2 separate regions of the Mus musculus genome follow, and region 1 is linked to region 2. A link is a loop called in an ENCODE intact Hi-C map of the cell type or tissue named here. Cell type or tissue: heart. All regions are shown on one strand.

Evidence for each region. Hi-C counts contacts between places; a loop is a spot of excess contacts. Peaks named below come from ENCODE experiments on the same cell type or tissue, not always from the same donor. Only the 100,000 strongest peaks of a DNase experiment are listed, where the experiment ranks them.
Region 1: a loop joins it to region 2, with 2.3 times the contacts of the local background. A loop is called at or near these places in 6 of 42 quality-filtered maps.

What each region holds. Positions count from the first base shown.
Region 1 is chr2:103,686,442-103,694,441 of GRCm38, reverse strand. All of the region lies in intron 3 of Abtb2 (ankyrin repeat and BTB (POZ) domain containing 2), which reads right to left. Among named protein-coding and RNA genes, the nearest start is that of Nat10, 71 kb to the left of the region's middle. In heart, no CTCF peak of the experiment used is centred here; a DNase peak (open chromatin) is centred at 3,901; H3K27ac peaks cover 965 bases.
Region 2 is chr2:103,572,743-103,580,742 of GRCm38, reverse strand. The region is part of intron 1 of Abtb2 (ankyrin repeat and BTB (POZ) domain containing 2); the gene reads right to left. It overlaps 8030431J09Rik (a long non-coding RNA gene), which reads right to left. Exons shown (of 2, transcript XR_866592.2): 1 at 1-8,000. Among named protein-coding and RNA genes, the nearest start is that of 8030431J09Rik, 4.6 kb to the right of the region's middle. In heart, a CTCF peak has its summit at 4,652; a DNase peak (open chromatin) is centred at 2,792; H3K4me3 peaks cover 1,425 bases; H3K27ac peaks cover 3,114 bases.

The sequences.
Region 1 (8,000 bases), 110 kb before region 2:
CCACTTTGCTATTTTGTTGTCCAGGCTGGCCTTGAATGTTGGAGTTCAAGTGAGTCCTTGTATCAGTGCACCAGGATTGGGGTGGATTGCCTTACCAGACTAAATTTAATATGATATATGAATTTCAATTTCAAACATGGCCTAGTCACAACGAGATATGATCCTTCTCCGGCCTCTTGCTGGTGGTGGCTCTAGAGGTCTCCAAGGAATCTGTCAGCAATGGAATGTGCAGTCAACTGTATGACAATTGGGACATGAGGCTGAAAAGACAGTCACTAATGAATAATGTTTATAGAACAGGTAATTTTAAGTCCCTTACGTCCTACTAATTAATCATCACTTTGTAAAGCAGGTACTCTTTAAAGTGTGTACTCTACACACGGACAAGCAGAGCACCCAGTGCTATTCACGAAGCAGCAGCAGAGATGGGCTGTGAACCAGGAAGGGCACACCCTCCAAGGCCCTTCTCAGAATGCATTTCATGACCACTCAGTTTGTCCTTTAGCTCTGTTTTTATTTTGTTTTAATTTTACAAATGATTCCTGTGTGTGTGTTTGTATGTGTATGTGCGTGTTTGTATGTGTATATGTGTGTATGTGTGTGTGTGTGTGTGTGTGTGATTACAGTATGATAGAAAGTCAGTTCTTTCTATCATGTGGATCCCAGGGATCTAACTGAGGTCATCAGGCTTGGATACAAAGCCTCCACCAGCTGAACCACCTTGCTGCCTGCCTTCTCCTCTTTGATAAGGTCTCACCATGTAGTCTAGGCTAACCCGGAACTTACTATGCAGACTACACAGGCCTTCAACGTTGTGTGTCACCATGTCTGGCTGACTTTACCTAATGGTATTTTAAACTTTGGGATATGGCAAGCATGCACTCATGCAGCCATCATGCTTTTTACTTTTATTTAAGTATTCAACAACCATTTATTACATAGAATCTATATTTATGATCAGTCTTTGGTCGTCTAGGCATGGAAGCACACATCTGTAATTCTAGCACTTGGGAGACAGGGGTAAGAGAATCATGACTTGATGGGCATCTAGCCTACAGAATGAATTTTACACTAGACTGAGCTATGCAGCAAGACCAGACTGAATCTCAAGAACACAAAACAAAACAAAAAAATGAAATAGTGTCCAGATCAGTGAATGTTTTTACCTGAGATATTTAAAAATAATGATTCTACCAAGATGTGACCCATCTCACAATAAGAGGGGCATCTGTAATATGTCTCCCACTCTGGACCACTTTTGAGAGAGAAGGAAAGTGCTGTTGCCAACACGGGGATGGCCAGGTATAAAGAGGCACTTCATCCTCACAGTGTTAGGGCACTTGACTAAAGAATCTTTGTCCACAGCAGTCCCTCTGCCTGATCCACACTACCTGTTTTGCAAGGGCATTTCCTCCCACCCACCAGCTTGGCATACCTCCATGCTCCCCTTCAGCAACATGCCCTATGACATACAGGACTTACCAGGTTTGTATTCTTTTATTTGTGTGGGATTTTGTGGGCTTTTCCCTTGAGTACAATTTTTCTAAGGCTCACTGTCATCTCCTGCCATCTTTCAGCAAAGAAAGTCCATTAGGAGCCATCTACTGAGTTTATAACAAAGGGCATATTTCTTACTCAGCCCTTGGGTCATGTTCTCAGGGGTCCATTTACTCCTGAGCTGCACTCTGAAGGCAAAGAGAGACTTCCTAGTCTTTTGTTCCTGAAGGCTTCAGGTAACTTGAATATTCTTTTTAGATAAAAACAGTTAATTCCTAGATAAAAAGCTGGCAATGTCTCATGAGGACTTCCTAGAACCAGGCAGACTGGGGCTAAGGTAGCTCTAGGAAAGTAGCTGGAAAACTAGGATAAGGCAGGAAAGGGAGAGGCAGATGTGGTGATGTGGTTGTGCTAACATGCAGCCTTGAGTCATGATGGAAAGATCACAACCGGCCTCGACTCCTGGAGGTATCTTATGTGGGTGAGGAGGTCTAGGTGCCAATGGAGACTACATGCAGGTCGCCACCACACCCTTTTCCACGTAGCAGGAAGGGCCTTAAGCCTTCATAGTTGAGGCTATCAGATCCATTCTCAGGCTAGCATGTCTCGGCATTGTTGCTGGACTGATCCAGCAGGCCAGGGTATCACTGCTACCCACACACATGGGGTGGCAGGAGTGTGACAGCAAACCTTTCTCAACTCCTGGGCCACCGGTGTGGCTTTCTTGGACGATAGGTCACACATCATCCACAGGGCCCAGTGCTGCCATGTGCCAGAGACCCACTTTCTCTTTCCATACTCGCTGACACAGCTGACTACGGACCATACATTCTCTCACCATCTAAAAGCCAGACAGGCCAGGACTTCCAACCTATGCAAATACTCTTTTCTCTTGTGGGCACTTGCCACAGCTCATTGGACTCTGCCAGGAAGGTAGCCTTATCAGGATCCCAGGGCTCAGTTGTTCCCAAGACAACTTGATATTTATCCCACAGACATCTACCTGCTGGGATGGGGAACATGGTGGAGTTTTTGAGCTAGGCCCTGGAAATGGTATTTCTATTCAAATGTAGCTGAGTGAAATCATACTCTATCTGCTTCCCCACTCACCTGCGGTCTAGGGAAGAAAGGTGACACACTCGAAAGTGTCACATATGGAGCTTCTAAAAATGTCTGGGAAACAACCTATGTTGAACTTAGGGTAGACAGAGATGATCTCATGTAGAGAGGAATTCCTGATAGGTAAATAGTGACCCTGTGGATGGGGGTGGGGATGTGGATGGGAGGCAGCAGTCAGAAATGAGGAAGAAAAGGCAGGCTCCCGTGCTGGATCTAACTCTGCTTTCTACACCTATAGCCCAACTGCAGCCCTGTGAATACTCTGGCACAGACTTCTGACTTGCATACTATATTGCTAGGATCTGGGCACCAACTTATGCCAAGCAAGCCTGAGGCCATTTGCATATCACCTTTGACCCTTCAGCTGCTTGCCAGAGAGGTTTGTCATGAGTTCATGTCTTACCAGTGTGAAAGCCAAGGCACATCACTCAGGTCATATAGTAGTCAAACCATAACTAGACTGGCCCTTAGAAAACATGACAAATGTACTGGGATCTTCCATGATGTCCAGCTGCCATATAGGGCACATTGAATCTGCTGGCCAATAGAGAAATAGGAGGTGTAATGGGACACCTCCGTGGGCCATGTACCCATGCTGCCCAGACTCCACCTTTACTCACATCCTCGACAGACTCTGAACTGAAAGCTGGACACCAGCGTCTCAAAGAGTGCACTCAAAATATTAAAAACCCCATTCCAAAACTGCATATACTAAACATGGGAAAGGGAGGGGGCAGGGCAAGCCACAGCCAGCTGAGAGGCTGCTTGTCTGGGTTGTGTGGGAAGGAATAAATCTAAGGAGATGCCTGGAAGGCAGGTGAGGGCAGGCCAGAAAACGAGCCTGGTCTGGCTCTTGATCTGCTAAAGCTCCTAGCTGCTCGCACTGTCAGGGTCTGAATCATCTCCAGAAGGGCCTCGGAAGCACCTCAAAAATGCAGGATCCCTTGAGAGGGAGGCCTTCCCTATACCAGGCACTCTCAGAAACACAGCCACACTACAGACAAAAGGGATTGTTGCTGTCATGTAACTCCAAATGAATGAAGCCTGGGCTGGGCAGTTCCCAGTCTTCTTTTTTTGTGTGTGTGAAGACTGGCGGTTGTAACAATGGGACAGGAAGTCCCAGGCAAGGGGCAGCCCGCAGGGGCACTTGTCAGAGGCCTGGCCAGGATCCTGTTCTGTCTCCGTACTCTATTATCTGGCACTGCCACTTTCTTTGTCTGCTCCAAATCCCTGGCTCGCTCCTTCTCGGATGTTGGCAGATGCCCACATTCAGGCTGGCCACCCAGAGCTAGCAAACCAAGTCTGATGGGAAGCAGTTGAGAGCCAGCCACCCATGTCACAGTGGAGGGGAGGGAGCTGATGGAGAGGTCCGAGACTTGCCCTCTCAGTCTGGGGAAGGCAAGAGAGAGTGCACAGTAAGAAGTCCCTGGTTTGTTATAATCAGAATTCCCGGCCTGAACTCTACTTTGCCTCTTTCTTTCTAGCTGAGACCTTGGCATGTCTGGGTCCTCCTCAGGCCCCCAGGTCCTGCTCAGACCTACAGTCTGCTGTAAATGGGAACAAGAAAAGTTTCCTCCAAGAGCTATGGGCAAGGAACTGTTACGGAGCTGGGTAAAGTGCTTCAGAGACTGTCAGGCTTGATCTTAATGTTGAGGGTCTACACAAAATCCCTTAATGTTCTCTAAGAATGATGCATCCTGGACTGCCATCCTGAAGTGCCATCAGAAGTGACTATTGACTCCCCTCCCCTCTGGAGTGTGGGTAAGATAGAGTAATATATTCTACTAGGCTGAATTCTTGCTTCTTACCGAAACAACAAAGATAATCAAGTCAGATCATATTGCTCCTAGGTATGCATTGGCAGCAGGTCACACACAGGTACCATGGTAGCTGAACCTTAATGAGCAGGAGGCCAGGAACACAATACAAATGAATGTTGGAAAATGACTGATAGTTTGCTTGGCCAGAGAAAATCAAGGCTGTAGAATACTCTGAATCCTCGGATAGTAGTTTAAACTCTAATACATCTATAAACACTTCAGTTTCAAACAATTCTCACTTCACCTTAGTTCTCAACTTGGGACATCTGGTCTACCTCCATCCTCTTTGCTCCTCACCAGGTTCCTTACCTCCTGCTGAGTTACAAGAAAGTAAAGACAGACACTGAAGAGGGAAGTATACTAGCAAAGGGGGAAAATACGCACTTTGAGTAGATATGATTTTTAAGCTTACCAATGTTTTGGGATTATCTGTGAACTAAACATGACTATTTTAGTCCTTCCATAAGTTTATGATAATAACATCTGCACAGTTCATTAGCAATTACCACATATGGGGAGCTTATATTGTGTATTACCTTATTTGATCTCCATGAACTCAGTTGGAAATAGGTCAAGTCATTTCCACTTCAAGTAAGAGGTTTGGGAAATTAAATGCTTGCAGTCACATATCTGGTAAATGATAAAACAGGAACCCCTTTGCCCTAACTTCACAGACCCCAACCATTAGATGCCATTGGCTATTTTGCTAGCTGAAGACAATATTTAATAATTTGTGTTTCAGGAACTGTTCTATGTCAGAAACAAAGAAGACTCATGATGTTTACATTTTCAAGGGGTGAGAAATGGCCAAACAAGTAGATTTACACTTAAACAAGATCATTTCAAAAAGAAAAAAGAGGGAGAGATGACAGGGAATGTGTTGGATGGGAGAGACGGCCCTCAGTGTGATCTGAAAACTACATACCAGTCCTTGTGGAGGTTACTGGCAATGCAAAGTGGGGGAACATGGAAGCAATACTTAAACCACTCAATAGCTATTATTTCATTTACTTCCATTTTGGGTAAACAGATGGAGATTTAATGCACAAAAAGCGGGGAAGAGGCATGGAGAAAAGAGCTTAACATTGCAAATCTTCTTGAAGTGGTATTTAAGGGAATCACAAGTCAGTAGCATGAAGCTCCCATCACCATCATCTCTATTATGTGATAAGAAAACACTTTCGCAAGCTGAGCAAAAGATTAACGAGCCACTTAGACTCAACGAACACCAACCGGTGGGTGCCTCTGAACATCACCCTTCTGCATCTGGAACAGAACAAAGGAAAATAGATGCCTGTCCTCACTGTGGGGCTCATCTGTGTAAGTAAGGGTCATGTCCCCAGAACTTGGGGAGCCATCTAAAGAAGCAGGCCTGGAATTTCATATTACCAAGAAGGAACAGTCTCTGGGAATCAGAGGAAGAAACGCTGAACTGGACTCTTAGAACACATCTCCGAGGATATGCTCACCAACGGCAAACTACTAACCCACAGCCTGACATTGAAACATTTGCTAACTAGGAACTGGTAATGACTGGGGGTTAGGTGGAGGTGTCCTACCAAAGTTTTGTTCCTTTAAAGTGTGAATTCATTTGCCATGATATTTGCATCTGGGAATACCAGAAGCCCTGTGTTTTTGTTGTTTAAGCCATGCTTAAGTCATAATTTTCTCTGGTTGTGTTGTGAGGGCTATTTAAAGTCCTTGGTCTGATCTGCCAGGGTCTATCAACAATTCTAGTCTTCTCAGAGATTATCCTTAATGTGGTAATGAAGACTTCACATATACCACATGCCAGACACTGTTATATATATTTATATATTAATCTTAGAGCATCCTGAAGTTGCTACTATTGTTCCTATGCTAAGCAGAATTGAGACATAAAGCTGAAGTGACAGGCATGAGGCCATCTGGTTTGGGGATTTGAAGCTAGGCAGGCTTTGATCCAGAGAGCCAACCTAACACACTGCCACAAAATTCAAGCTTCCTCTCACACTGATGGCTGAAGGTTCTGAAATGCAGCAAGGCTGAGTTCAAAAAGTGTATCTTTGAGCACAACTTTATTCTTTAGATAAGACTACACTAACTGAATGAAGACTCAATGACAGCAGGTCTTGCAAGGTTCCATCCCAGTACAGACACTCTTGGTTTAGGGTCTGAGATACTGGCAAAAGCCTCTGGAAGAGGTCTCCCTCTACAAAGAGGCACTATGTAGAGCTGAGGGAGGGAGGTCAGGAACTGCAGCTAGGGCCCACGTTTTGAGCAAATAGCCTGGTAGCCATTGTAACTACCACTTTTTCTCCCTGGCCTTACTTCTTCAGGGTCCTGGGCTCTGATGCACAGGTCTGGTCACCTTACCCCAATCTGACCCTGAACATTTAACTCTGTGTCTCCTTCCATTCTTAATGACTGATGACATCTTCCAGCAATTTGCTGGCAAGAGAACAGGTCTCTTGCCTCCCATGCATGTCTATACAGTCCTCCTTCTCCTCATTCCTCAGGATGGTTATAGTCTAGGCTACCACCCCAGCTGGCCAACCCTCTGCCTCCAGGCATTACCACCATCAAGGACCACATGGCCAGATGGTTGCCCATCCTCTTCCAGGCCTCAGGGGAGGGATCCACAGACTCCTGGATCCCTGACAGGAGCTTCTTTCACTTTCTAAGCTTAATCTCTTGGTGACACACCCCACAGGGCAGCAGCTGTGACTAATCCTGTGTTCTAGGCCCTGCCTTGTGTGTCTGGCTGGTGCTGTGACACTGAGCTGCCAGGGAGCAAGGCATCCTGGGAGGGCAGAGCTCTCAAGGCTAACAAGTGGGGTCCTGGTAGAGATGAGGCAGGTAAGGCTATAGGGGCCCTGAAGGGGTAGACCTGAAAGCTGGGACACACTCATGATGTCTGAGAGCTTTGGGGTCAGGGAGAAGAGAGATCTGAAACACTGTAAAAAGCCAAGGGCCCAGGGCTCAGGAGTATAGTTCTAGTCTCTTCTAGTCATTCACCAGTTAGGCCCAGGCCTGATACACCACCCTTCTGAAAAATATGATCATAAGAAACAGAAATGGATAGAATGCTCTTTAAAAGGGCCATAATAATACATCTCACATCTCTCTCTCTCTCTCTCTCTCTCTCTCTCTCTCTCTCTCTCTCTCTCTCTCTTTCTCTCTCTCACACACACACACTCTAGTGTAGAGTTATTTTCCCTGTCAAGAGAGATATGTGGATGAACTCAGGACTCTGCCACAGAGTGTGTACACTATTCCTGGCCTGATTCAGGTCAGTAGAATGCTTTCCCACTCGTTTTCACAAGCCCTGCCCTGCATGTGACTCTAATTTCCTACTGTTTTTTCTTTTTTAACTCCCTTCCCAAGCACAGAGCTCACAGGTCTAGGGGAAGGTTGCCTTGCAGAGAGATACTGAGGCCCCACTGAACAGTATAGGCTTAGTAGGGAATGTCACACAATGTGCTCCACACAAAAGGGATGCTAGCATGTTGCTGCTCTTTATCTGCAGAGCTATGGTCACTCAAGGTCCCTCCCTAGACGAAATCATAGTATATTTCTTATAAC
Region 2 (8,000 bases):
TGATATTCAGGGGGTTTCTCTGAGCTTCAAGCTCTTCAGCAAGACTACATGCAGAATACACACAATGGCAGAACCACATGGCCCAAGACATGTGAAGCACATAGCCCAGGTACACACTGTAAGGCTCAGCACTTCGTAGTTTAAGTGCTGGACATGGGAGTTGACACTATGGTCTGCTGGCTTCTCTGGTGAAGGAGGACACATGCGTAGTTGGGAACTCGAGAATCTGGAGGAAGGCTGCCTCGGTTTCATTATATGACTTGTGAGACCTGAGCCGGTTACTTAACCTCTTTAGACAGTTTCTGCATCCTAGAGATGTAATTAACAGAAGCTTTACCAGTTGATTAAGCAGCATGACCTCAGCACTGCCGTTCCAGATCTAACTTTGCCCTTCCCAGGTAAGCCCAGCACTCCAGGCTTCTCTTGGAGCTCTCTGGGGAGCTCTGTGGATGAGGAGCGATCCAAGCATCATAGCTAAGGAGTGAAGGAAAGCCATCAGCCTGGGTGGGGCAGAAACAAGCACTCCAGAACAGTGATGCTCTGCCCACTAATAATAGCTAATGTCTGAGTGCTAGCCGTGTACCAGACGTTCCCAAGCACTCTTCCCACACCATCTGAGCCCTTTTCCACACCATTTCCTTCGGAGTTTCTGAAGGAAGGCCCTTATATTAGTCACAGACACATATATTTTTAAGCTCTCCAGGTGATGATAACATGAATCTACTGCTGGGAATTAATGAAAGAGCTACTTGATGAGAACTGTGATATCCCCGTTTAATAGCAGAGGAAAATTGAGACAACAGATGGTCAGGCAGTGGCAACCATAAGGTCCCATCCATAACTACCCTATGCCCCCACCTTCTGAAGAGCAGGCCCTTGGATATACACAGTATCCTATGAACATTCTTTCAATATCAATTCCTGACTCACTCATGACTGACTTGCAAGAATCCAAAGCTGCCTGAACATGGGTTATAGTTTTTTCCAGAAGTGAAGAACATGTATGCAAAGTTCCAAGTAGTTCACAGAACTAGTGGACCTAATTAAACAGACCACGTGTTAATGACTGAAAACAGTAGAGCTGATCACCTTTGTGTAGGCTATTGGCCATCTACAAAGGAGCTTCTTTAGGCTAACAACTGAACATGTTAAATAGAAATTAACCCTCTCTTGCCCAAGTCCTGACCAGTCTTGTTGGGCTATGCCTCTGGAAAAACAAATGAGTACAGCTATTCAATCTATTACACGATTGAGAAAGTATAAGGTGGCCTTGCCTCCTACCCAGCTTCTTACTTACTATCTCTGTAGATTACATCTGGGACAAACAACCAAATCTACACTTAAGTCTCTGGCTTAGTCCTGCCCCTTCAATACTTTAGTGAAGCCTGGCCCATAAGCCTTACCGTCGTCACTCAGTTTTTCCTCTCTTAACTCACATACCAAACTGTAGGTAAATACCATTGGCTCTGACCATACACACATCCACGACCAACCTGTCCAAGTCCCACCCTCACTTTGTCTAAGTTCCTCCCTCTTTTACCTCAATGATTGCAAACCCCTCTTCCTTGATCATCTCACTTCTACACTTGATACTAAAGTCCATTCCCAACAGGGCAGAGAGAATAACCGTCTTAAACTGCAAATGGAATCGTGTCAATCAGCTCAAGTTCATCACAGCACACTCAGCCTTAAAGACATGGCGCTGTTATGCAATAACACTGTGTTGTTTCGTCTTCTCCTTCCTTCTGCTCCATGAGGAACCCAACCACGCTCATCTCCGTGCGGTCTACAGCAACCAGGAACAGTTCCTTGTTATTCCCTCTACTGGGAGCTGCTTTCTCCAGCCATGAGGGCCCTTACTGTGGCTCCTCCATTGTGCCTCCTGTCTTCACTTTCAGCCATGCTCCCCGGAACACTGCCCAGTCCACACAAAGTCTTCAGTAAATATTTGCTGAACAAATGATGCACCGCAAACTGAACTTTCCTCCTAGCTCCTAACCCAGAGTCCCTACGCACTGTAATCTCCTCAGAGACTAGCTAAATAGACAATATCATCTGTGAGACTTTACAAAGGTCCCATGATAGGGGAATATTCTGATGATTCTCAGGGCAGCTCTACCCCGGGGCCTTGTATTACACTCCTGTATTGAATCCCAGCATAGTTCTGGCTTGTCCTGCTTGCCCTGGGAGGATTAAGTCCAAAAGAACAGCTGTGAGCAATTTGCTTTCCAATTTTGTCTCCGTGTATAACTTGATCTACCCAGCTCTGAGATGAAGACCAAACCACCAGGTCCCCAGTTCATACATAGGGACCCCTGCCTTATCTGGAACACTTCATTGACTTTCCTTAGGATTTGAGAGGTGGATAGGGAAGAGAAGGGCACAAGCTTGTTTAATCTCGCCTCTCAGCCTAACCTCCCAAGTCCTGCTCAAACTCTGGGACTGAGGAGAGAAGTTAAAGCCTGCACACCTCAGGACAACAAGCTCTGCATCTTGGCTTTTTAGAACTCCTGGCCTCCTGTCATCCTCAGTGACTCTCATTTCCCCTCCTTTTTGAAAAATCAGGCCTGCCAACCCCAACAAACAGCATTTAAAAATATCGTGCTGGCTTGTGCAGCACTGCCTTCTACATTCCTCACAATGCCTATCTGTGTCCCAAGTAGGACAGAGAAGGGTGTAGAGTATTTATTTTTTCCTAGCTTCTCCCCTACTATAAATACCCTAGTCTGGGTAGGCAGGCTTCAAACACCAGCTGTATGAAGTCACCTCGGGGCTGGACCTCACCACAGTGCTGGCCTGCCAGGGCCTGGACACAGCTGTCAAGCAGTTTATGTCAGCCAGAAGTACATAGAACTCATCCTTCTGGGAGAAGGCGAAGCAAAACCTAAGTGTAACAATCACAGCAAATGCTAATGTTAAAAAGATGGCGTCTAGTCTCACCAGCCCACAGCCTGCTTCAGCCAGGACTTTTTCTTTCCTCAGGATACTAATTACAGGGGTCAATCCCAGGGAACTGATTTCACAGAGTTCTTGTGGGGTCCAGAAAATTTCCAGAGACAGAATGGCCCCCAGAGACTCTAGTCCAACCTCCTCATACCACAGAGATCCAAAAACTGGGGTGATTCACTCCAGTCACAGAGAGGGCAAGCTCCTGTCCAGAACTTTCTCAATCCAAGTCTATAGTTCTCTGTGCTGAATTGTTCTAGACACTGTTGTATACAGTTTGCTTAGTATGTAAACATCAACTTATAGCTTTCCTCATAATGAGATCAGAAAATACTGATCTCATACTTTAGAAGGGTTATACCAAAAAGTTGTCCCCAAAAAGGGCTAGGGTGTAGCTTGATGGAAGAGCACAGGCCCTGGGCTGGACCCAGCGCTTGAAAAACAAGCTTTCAACAAAAGCTTTTGTTGGGATGGTTATCCTGTCTCACACTCCTAGAGGTTCAGTTTCATCTCTCCCTGGAATCAGGTTTCTATTGCCAGGACTTCCAAGTTCAGTCTCCCTACTTAAATTTTGTCCTCATGAAACTCTTCTTAGCTAACATTTAGAAAGAAAGACCTTCAAATCATTAACTACATATGAGTCTATCTGTAGTTCTGCAATATCCTCATGAAATTTATCATTTTCAAGTGACAAGAAAATTTCTTCAGCACACTGAGGTCAGGAAAAGGACACACACACACCCACCCCTAAGGTGTTAGCCAACCTAGTATGATCTCTGCATTTTGCTGTCAGGGCTCTACTAAACTCTAGGGAGTCCAACCCAGATGAAGATGAATTATAAAATGCTTCTATGATCTCAAGCATGTAACACAAAAATCTTTACTAATATTTTAGAAACACATCAACAAGAGCTAGAAAAGAACTCCACATCAAAAATGAGCTGTCAGCTGCTAAGCCCTATACTGGAAATTGAGCACACCAAGTTAGACCTGAAGTCAACAAAGAGGAGTAAGACCCTTTTAGCTCATCTTGTTTGAGGCTGTTCCTTACTTCCATAGTGTAGAATTCTGCAAGAATAAACTCAGTAGTCTACTTTAAAAAGTTTACCACTCACAACCTTTATTACGTACAGGGATCACTTTAGCCCAGTGAACTAATCAAGTCGGAAGCCAAGTTCAACAAGAGAAGTGGGGCTCTCCCTTTAGTTCAAGTTTGCTCATTTAAAAGTCTTGTATTACTTTCACAGCTACAACAGCAGACGGGTGCATTTTTGAGGTCAAACTTTCAATCAACAAGAAGGGTAACAGGAGGTCTGGGTTGTGGTTAGGATGAGCAGCAGAGCAGACACACTCCATTTCTGAATTATAAAAATAAGTTTTGGAAAACTCTTCATCCAACACTTTGGCAGCCTTCTTCACATCTGGATAAAAGATGTGAGTTGTTGAGTTTTTTTTTTTTAAACTTTTTTCCTGTGTTATCTCCTCTACTCTTCCTTGTTTTGTAGCTGAGCCTCCCAGCCAACCAGGTTCACTTGCTGTCATGCAAAAATGCATGCATTGATTGGCTTGTAGGTCTTTCCCACACTGTCCCTTCTTTCTCTTTCTTGATCGAGGCTCTGTTGTCCACGTCTGCATTGGCTCACAGGCTCCATCTCCTACAAGGAGCCCCACTCCCTTCCAACCACTAGGGTGCCCACCTTACCAGCTTTGTAAAGCTTCAAAACTTTCATCTATGGACTGGAAACTATAGCTCTCTTACAGAGAGGCTGGATGGCTGAATGAAATTAGCCCATGAAAAGTCCAAAGATGGGTAACATTGTGCAATTAGTGGGGGCTATCAGCACTGTTTCCATATTGTTTTAAACAAGATGCCAAGCTTCTTTTTTTAAATTAGATTATTGTTGTTTATTTCTTTTTAAATGTTATTCTTTTTTTAAGATTTATTTATTTATTATATGTATGTATACTGGAGCTGTCTTCAGACACACCAGAAGAGGGCATCAGATTTCATTACAGATAGTTGTGAGCCACCATGTGGTTGCTGGGATTTGAACTCAGGACCTCTGGAAGAGCAATCACTGCTCTTAACCGCTGAGCCATCTCTCCAGCCCTGATGCCAAGCTTCTTTGCCGCTAACCATATGCATGCTATGCTGTCGCTCTTAGATCACAAACTCCTCAAACAACGCTGCTTGTCCTCCAATCCTTCTTGTTTGCCTTGCACACAGCCACTGTCAGCAAAGTAGATCACAGAGGGTACTGGGGCATTTCTCAGGCTAAACTTGGGCTATGTTTCTCCATCATTTCCCTTCCAACTCAACAAGCAACTCCAAACAAACAAAGCTGAAAACCCATTTTGGTTGTTTTTAAAAACAGGCAAAGCCAGGCACGGTGCTATAAGCCTCTAAGCCCCTCAGTCAGGGAGTTAAAAAAAAAAAAAAAAAAAAAAAAAAAAAAAAAAAAAAAGGAGGGTCAGGACCTTGAAGTCATCTTCAGCCACACAGTAGTTTCTAGGCATGTCCAGTCTACTAAGACTCTGCCTTAAAACAAACAAGAACAATCAACAAGGTGCTCACATCACAGATGAGCAAAACAGGAATCACCTGCCATTCTCAAGGCTTGGAAATCAGGTTCAATCAGTCAAATCCAATATCCACAACAAAACTGCTCCCTCGGAGTCTGGAGCGTTAAACAGGGATTGCTCTTGTTATCTTGACAGAGGTGGACAAGTACTCAGTGGGAGAAAGCTAACCTCACTGCCAGACTGCACGTCCTAGGGACAGTCCACCTTGAGCAGAGCAAGAAGGTGATTTTTCCAGACTCCATAACTTCTTCCTACCTCCAGAAACCAATTATTAGTCATCAAGGAGAGCCTTCTGACTAACACTTGCAACCTGGGATCTGGGTCATGCTCCACCCTACATGAGAAACTCAAGTAGCTTGAATCTTAGCAGAAGGGAAGAAAATTAATGCATTCAATTAGAGTTTGTATTTTCTTTTTAAAAAGTCTCTTATAGAGATGCTTATTAAATATTCACAGTCATCTCATGAGTTGGCTATTACAGTCCTACCTTGCAGAGCTGTGTTTTCCAATCAAGGGTGAATTTGTTCCCTATGGAACATCTGGAAATGTTGGGAGATACTTTGCGTTGTCACAACAACTGGTGGCAAGAGGGTGTTATGAAGCATCTTACAATGCACAGGACAGCCTCATGACAAACAGCATTTAGTACCAAATGCCAACAGTGCCAACTTTGTTACAGAGAAAGAAGCTAAGTCACAGAAGTTAAAGAATTCGCCGTACATCCCACAGATGAGGCGAGGGGAAATCACACTCAGCAGCCTCGCCCCAGGCTGTGCCCTCACTAAACCCTCAGAATCCTTACCATCCCTGGGTCATTGATACTCATCAGGTGCAACCACCCTGAGCAGAAGAATGGGCCCCTCTTTGGGTAGGAGAAGAAAGAAACTTGGGGTGATTTGCTTGAGGACATGGGTTCACTAATAGGCAAAGCAGTTTGGGAGGTCCAACCTGTGGTCTAAAAGCCATATCACCTTGGCACAGTGCTGTGCTGATTAGTGTTTGTCCTATACTCCGAATACAAAATACCGTGGGCAGCTGGACACATTGTTGCACTCTAAGGAAATCAATGTACCCTTCAGAAAGGCTCTTCTGGGCCTGGAAGATGGCTCACTCAGGCTGGGTCACTAGGGCTCACTGAAACCAGCATAGCCTATTCAACAAGCTCTAGCCACATCACAGAGAGACTGTCTCAAAACAGACAAGGTGGACAGCACCTGAAGAATAACACCAGAGGTTTAAGACTTCAGGCTTCCACATGCACACCCACCCACATATACACACACATGTATGCATACCCAGAAAGAAAGGAGACGGGATTGGTTGATTCTTCTGCACCTCTCCCCCAACACCTGGAGGACCATTGGCCTATTATTGAAGTAATTTTTGCAGCTTTCCCTCCCTTGCATGTCCATGCATCCCAAGCTCCTTCACCCCTCTTAACCAAAGAGCATCACTCTGGCAACCCTTCAGCTTTTCCATACAGCTGAATATATTGATCATCTAGCAGCTGCAACTTGGTAAAGGACTCCCCTCTGGGGCAGCCACCCTCCCTGCCTCTTCAAAGTAGGAATAATGGTGCCTTCAAGTTAATGGCATCTCCACTGTACACTCTCTAAGCCTGGAAAGGATTGGCTGGTCTGAGAAGTTTAAGATACCTAGACATAGTAGGCCATTTACAATTAAGATCTATAAGAAGTAACAGTGTTGCTGTGTGTTTGACCCAACCTGACATCTGAAGAGTCAAATACTATACTGACCTGTTCCTTGCTACTTCGGATTCTAGGATTCTTTATAGAAAGAATCTTCTTTGCAGACTTGGGATTTGAGCAAAATAGGGCTTAGCCCTGGCCCTGCCACCATCACTGAGCTTCGAGACATGAGCTGTTGAGGATCTCTCTGTGAAAAGCATCCTAGGCACAGCAAGTTGATGGGAATGCAGCAAGATTACTAATCAGAACTTTCAACTCAATCCTCCCATGGACTGCTCTGCTGCCTGCTGGATATCTGCTATAAAACTCCACCACACTGGGCATCCCACATGAAAGGCGTCTCTCTAACCTGAAGCCCTCCAACTCACTTCCCACTCATCCTATCTCAGGGCTTGGGAAGCACCTAGGAATTAGGGTAGCCACCAACTGAATGATGTCCTCCTCATGATCTGTCCACCGCCAAATGGTGCTTCTGTTCATCAAGAGCTTGAACCTAAGGGGAAGGGTTCTTCTAACATGTAAAAAGAATTTAAATGCAAATGTTGGAGTGACGCACGCTGTGTGGCAAAAACCTATAGGCAGCCCTACACTAGCAGAACACCTAAAAGTTAGATATTGTGCAGGTTCAGGGGAGACAGTGAAGCCTCTGAGGTCACAATCTGATGGAGAGGCAAGAGCAGGAAAGGATTCAAGAACATATCCTGAGTGCTGTAGAAATGTCAAAGATACTTGGCTCTTCCAGCTCAGAGCGGGGAAGTCGGG